Linked DNA regions of Homo sapiens: region 2 is linked to region 1. The links are chromatin loops, found by intact Hi-C in ENCODE. Cell type or tissue: transverse colon. All regions are shown on one strand. Each heading gives the region's core, and the rest is flanking DNA. Links, peaks and the distances in the headings are about the cores only.

Region 1 (2,802 bases), core at 153-2,652:
GGGGAGCCCCCACTTTGCGCTCAGCCCATCTGGCCTTGCGCCCCACCTCCTCGCCCTGCAGCCTCAAGCCTCTTTCTGCTTGAGCCCAGCCATGAAGGTCAAATGAGACAAGAGAGGCGGCAAGATGATTTTTCATAAGAGCATTGATGAGAGAGAATTCACACAGCATAGAATTCACTCTTTTCAAGTGTACAATTCAGTGGTTTTCAGCATAGTTGTGCAACTACCACCATTATCTAACTCCAGAACATTTTCATCACTGGGAAAGAAACCCACACCCGTGAAGCAGTCACTCCCCATTCCCCACTCCTCCCTGCCCTTGGCAACCCCTAACCTAATTTCCATCTCTTTTTGCCTATTCTGGACACTTCACAGAAGTGAAATTACACGGCGGTGGGGGGGGGCGTTCAGTGCTGAGCTCCTTTCCCTCGGTGCGGTGTCCTCAAAATTCATCCACACTGTCGCATACTTTGTACTTCATTTCTTTCTATTGCTAAGTTTCCTTTGTACAGATACACCACATTTTGTTTATCCATTCGCCAGCCCATTGACACTTGGGTTGTTTCCGCCTTCTTTGCTGCTGTGAGTAATGCTGCTAGAAGCATTCCTGTGCGAGTTTCTGCGTGGAAATATGTCTTTATTTTCCCTGGGTAGGGCAAGGTGGTTTTCAAAGGTAAAAGTGCTCTACATTTAAAATAGAAACCAGTGTCCTGAGCAGCTCATCCCTGGAGGTCACTCAATCTCTTCATGCTTACGCCTCCTTCACTGGCAAACCTGGATGATGAGACCAACTCTGGACACCTCCAGGGACTACTGTGGGATGGTGATGTGGTTTGGCTGTGTCCCGACCCAAATCTCATCTTAAATTTTAGTTCCATAATCCCCACGTGTTGTAAGAGGGACCCAGTGGGAGGTAACTGAATCATGGGGACAGTTACCTCCATGCTGTTCTCATGATAGTGAGTTCTCACGAGATCGGACGATTTTATCAGGGGCTTTTCTCCCCACTTTGCTCTGCAATTTTCCTTGCTGCCGCCATGTGAAGAAGGGCATGTTTGACTTCACCTGCTGTCATGATTGTAAGTTTCCTAAGGACTTCCCAGTCCTGCAGAACTGTTAGTCAATTAAACCTCTTTCCTTTATAAATCACCCAGTCTCGGGTATGTCTTTATTAGCAGTGTGAGAACAGACTAATACAGATGGAACAACAGGTGTGAAAGTGTTCCTGGAATTTTAAATGCACTTTGCAAACAGAAGGTAATATTTTATCCATGAGACTACTTAACAGTTTTTGAAAGTATATGATTGGTTTCAGACTTGAGCATATGACTTAGAGATATGACAGATTTTGAAGTCAGGAGGCTTGTGGATGAAGACTGAATATGACAGTTAAAAAGACCAGACTGTTATTTCTACAGCTTGGCAGTTTTCCTATAACGGAGTGGGTAGGGGAGGGAAACACTTGAATATTCACTTGAATATATGCACTTCCGTGGGAACTCAAAATATTGCACAATGGGAATTCTTTTCAAGTTATTTTGCACAAGATAAAACCTTCTGAATCTTCCAATCTTAACTAGTTTGCTGTCTTCTTCCCCAAATACTCCCCCTGCCTTCTTGCTCTACGGAAGGCCTGTCTCTGCTCAGAAGCCCTCTCAGTAGAGGCTCCTGTTACCCCCAGAGCCCTCTGTCTCTGGCTGTGGGGCTGGGTCAAGGGGACCCCTTCTCTTCACTGCACCTCCAGACATTTGCCTTCCCTCCTCCCAACACTCCCAGGCTTTGAATCCCATTTCATCTGATGCTGTCACCACTGCCCCTCAGTCACCATCATCTTCCATCTACCATGATCGTTCCAGGCCACCTCCAGAGCACCCACCCACTGAATAGCATCTTGATGCTGCCTTCCTACCTGTTCCATTGTTAAGTGCTGAGTTCCTCTACCTAAGGCCAGCACCCCCTGGATCCCATGTCCTCTCACTACCAACGATGTCACCCACTTCTCCCTCCTCCTCCTATATCATTCTGGGCCATTCCCTTCCACACACAAACATTCTATTGTTTTCTGTCTTGGAGCCATGTCCTCTGCCTCTAGCTGCCAACATATTTCCTTTCCTCTGCAGCAAAACTCCTTTAAAGAGTTAGCTATGCTCACCATCTATAGTTTCTCTCCCCCTACATTCACTTGAGTAAGTCTTTCTATCTCATCATACCACTGAATCAGCTCCTGTCAAGGTCACTGGTGAACTCCACACTGCCAAATCAACAGTCAGTTCTCAGTTCTACCCCAACTTGTCTCAGGAGCACTTGATGGAGGAGAAAGAAGTTACTTCTCCTGGAAACACTATTATTTCTTCCACTCGCTTCTTCCTCATGGATCATGTCTTTGATTCCTTTGCCAGGTCTCCTCTTCCCCCAGCCTTACTGTGGATGATCCCAGGATCAGTCCTTACACCTCTTTATTAATATTCATTCTATGTCTCACAAAGACCATCACAGGCTGACAGTGAGCAAGTTTATATTTCAGACATGGGTCTCGCTCCTGAACCCAAGATCTGAATATTTTAATTGCCTATTTCATCTCCACGTGATGTCCAATGGGCACTTCCAACTCAATACGTCTTAAACAGAACTCTTGATCTTCCCCATTTCCAAACCCTGGCAAGCCTTTAACCTCTCTGCTCTTATTTCCTTGCCTAGAATACAGGGCACGTAATAGCAACAGTGCAGGCTGGAGCTACAGTGCCCGGCTTGGCACTGTTCACTTGCTGTGTGAACTACTTCACCTCTTCATCCCCAAGTTCC
Region 2 (2,742 bases), core at 1-2,500, 560 kb after region 1:
GGAAAAGCAACCCTTGGCCAGCCCCACTGGCTCTGAGCCACGTGCTAGGTGGGGTCAGGGGAGAAGCTCTGGGCCCTGCCAACTGTGTTCTGGCCTCAGCCCCAAGCTGTCCCTGAGGGCTGCACCCCAGAATCCGAGGATGTGAGGAGTATGGTTCTGAGCCCTGCTCTGGTGAGGAAGGGACTGGCAGACTCTCAGATCATGCCGAGGCTGCTCTCATTTGCTGTTTCATGCATGTGTGTTTTGTGTGCATGTTGAAAGGAGCAAACTGCGTGTCGCCTATGAAACATGGGTTTGGTTCTTCAGAAGAAATCCTTTTGGAGTTCTCACAAAGCTCCAAGTTATCCAGGAAGCCCCAAGGACCAAACACGCATTGTGGTTGGGACTGTGATGCCCAGATGGGCCAGTCCTGGAAATGGAGCTCATGGAAGGTGGCGTCGCGATGGCCGGTAGAGCAGGAAGGATGCGGGGCAGGGCCCCCTTGAATCAGCCTGGCTGGGAGAGGTGGGTAGGATTCAGTGAGGGTATCTCAGACTGCACTGAAATTAACATTTTATTTACACACATTCACACATATACAATACACCAAGAGACATAAGAAGGAAAAAACTATGATAAGTTGCTGCTTATGTGAGTTTCCACATGGATACAAAACACTCTTGTATGCAAAGTTAACAAGGTCTGGGCTCCTTCCCAGCACACCTCTGCCCCCGTCCCCCGGGCTTCACCTCACGGCAATGCGCTGGGCAGGGTGAGTCCCATATCGCTCTCAACAGCTGAAGGGGAGCTGCTTGTCTTGGCAGGACCTTGAGAGTTAATGACACATGTAATGGTGTGTGGGGAAAGTGAGAGACGATGGAGGATTGTGTGGTACAAAAAAGCAAAAATATGTGTTATAGAAATAGAGTATTTGCATCAAACTGAAATCCTCCCTATCCTGAGAATTTCAGGAAGAGGACAAAATCACAGGGTCACATCCTGAAGGACACCCTGCCCGGCTCTGACTTTACCCCTCTCAGTGCCCTGGGGTGGGGGTATCGATCTAGAAAGCCACCTATCGCAGGGTGTGTGTATGTGTGTGTGTGTATTCATTAGTGCTTGCGGTCACTGTGAAGACACCAACTGTTCTGAACAAGACTTTCCAATAATGCAGGGCGAGATTGCCTGAAACAAACTAGAAAAACAACATAAAAGAAGAAAAGGGAAAGCATGCCCAGGAGAGCCTCAAATATCTTTTGTCCATATTGCTGTTTTCGAAAATCCGGGGTGAATAAAAAGCTGGCACTCTCCGGGTTTTGCCTGGTCCTGGAATTCTTTTGTAGTGAGCACCACCTTGTGGTCTGCCTTTTGCATTTCCCAAGAACACAATGTCAGGGTCCCCGTGCTTGCTGAAACCTGGTTATCACACTCGGGCTGGCCTCTCCTCCCAAGCCCATCCTGCCTTCTTCCCACCCTACCAGACCCTTCCCACTCGAGGGCTCAGACCCATCTCAGGCTTGCCCCAGTAGGCTCGTCCCACTTTCTGGAATTAAGACTGAACATTAAGTTGCTAGCCTGAGCCCAAGGCCCAGGTGTCCCATTACAGCTGATGTGCCACCCACACGGTCTGTCTGGGGCCACCCCCGGGGGACCATTGCCCTACACAGCGCCCACACACACAGTCCCTCCACATGCCCATTTTGCTCAAAATCTCTCTCTCCTCACTCCTACACCCCCCTTCAGCAACTTGCTGGGATTTTTTCGGCGTAACGTAGTGGGTCTGGGCAATCCCCAGAACAGGAACCCTCCCAGCAGCCCACCACCCCTAGTCTATAATCACAGTCGACTTCAACCACAAACACCTGGAGCACGGAAAGCGCTGCCCCACCCACCAGGAAACTCCGCATCCCTCCACATGAGGACCCATCCTGCACCCGGGAGCAGTGGAGGCATCTCAGCCAAGGCAACTGCAGATGCTGGCATAGCTCCACATTGGACAAACAAAGGTGCCTCGTGAAGTGCCATGATAAGCCCTGCCAAGGTCTGAAGCAAACAGGTACAGCCGGGGTGTCATCCCAGAATAAACCACAGTCAGAGACAAGATGGGGAGATGGAGGAAGGAACCGGAACAAAGTGGCTCCATGCACCGGGTATAGGCAGGCACCTGGGCTCATGGTGTTTAATTCATTCTCATAATAACTCTTTGGGAACTATTATTTTTCCCATTGTACAGATGAGGATACCAAGGCTCACAGAGGTTGAAAATGTGCTTGTTTATCTTGAATTTCCCTAACATGATCAGCTTGCTGTAGATATTCAAGTTCTACTAGCTTCTAACTCCTTCCATGTAAAGCAGCAGCGAAGCTGCCCTGCCAAGGCCCACAGTTAGATTTGTGCATCTCTGAGCATCTTTTCTTGAGCTCTCTTTGTTACCACCTGCTGGTCACAGAGCTGAGGAGGGCTGCACCCCCTTCCACCATGGCTGCAGATGCCCTCTGGGAGAACACTCGGGGCAGACTCCTGAGGACCCCATGGTGTTGAGCACCTGTCCTTGCTGTGGCCAGGCTGCGCTCCGTACCAAGGTAGGCAAAACGCCCTGTCACCCACTGGGCATCATACCTGGGAACCTGGGCACACCCAAAAACTGCTGCATCATGCTCTGCCCAAAGCCCTGTCACCACAGGGCTCAGGCTATGGGGCCACTTTGAGGCAGGCACAGCTTTCCTCTGTACCCCAGTGTGAATCTTTGATTGCTGTAACTAA

Evidence for each region. A loop is a pair of places that touch in the nucleus more often than their neighbours do. Peaks named below come from ENCODE experiments on the same cell type or tissue, not always from the same donor. Only the 100,000 strongest peaks of a DNase experiment are listed, where the experiment ranks them.
Region 2: it touches region 1 in a loop (3-fold over the local background); 45 of 110 quality-filtered maps call a loop at or near these places.

The regions. Positions count from the first base shown.
Region 1 is chr2:236,503,805-236,506,606 of GRCh38, forward strand. All of the region lies in intron 1 of DRC11 (dynein regulatory complex subunit 11), which reads right to left. Among named protein-coding and RNA genes, the nearest start is that of DRC11, 2.3 kb to the right of the region's middle. In transverse colon, for the core only: no CTCF peak of the experiment used is centred there; no DNase peak of the experiment used is centred there; H3K27me3 peaks cover 198 bases.
Region 2 is chr2:237,059,622-237,062,363 of GRCh38, forward strand. The region is part of intron 1 of COPS8-DT (COPS8 divergent transcript); the gene reads right to left. LOC105373950 (a long non-coding RNA gene) reads left to right here. Exons shown (of 3, transcript XR_007088140.1): 1 at 1-2,742. Among named protein-coding and RNA genes, the nearest start is that of COPS8-DT, 25 kb to the right of the region's middle. RefSeq lists an enhancer at 1,407-1,456. In transverse colon, for the core only: a CTCF peak has its summit at 1,345 (motif pointing left); no DNase peak of the experiment used is centred there.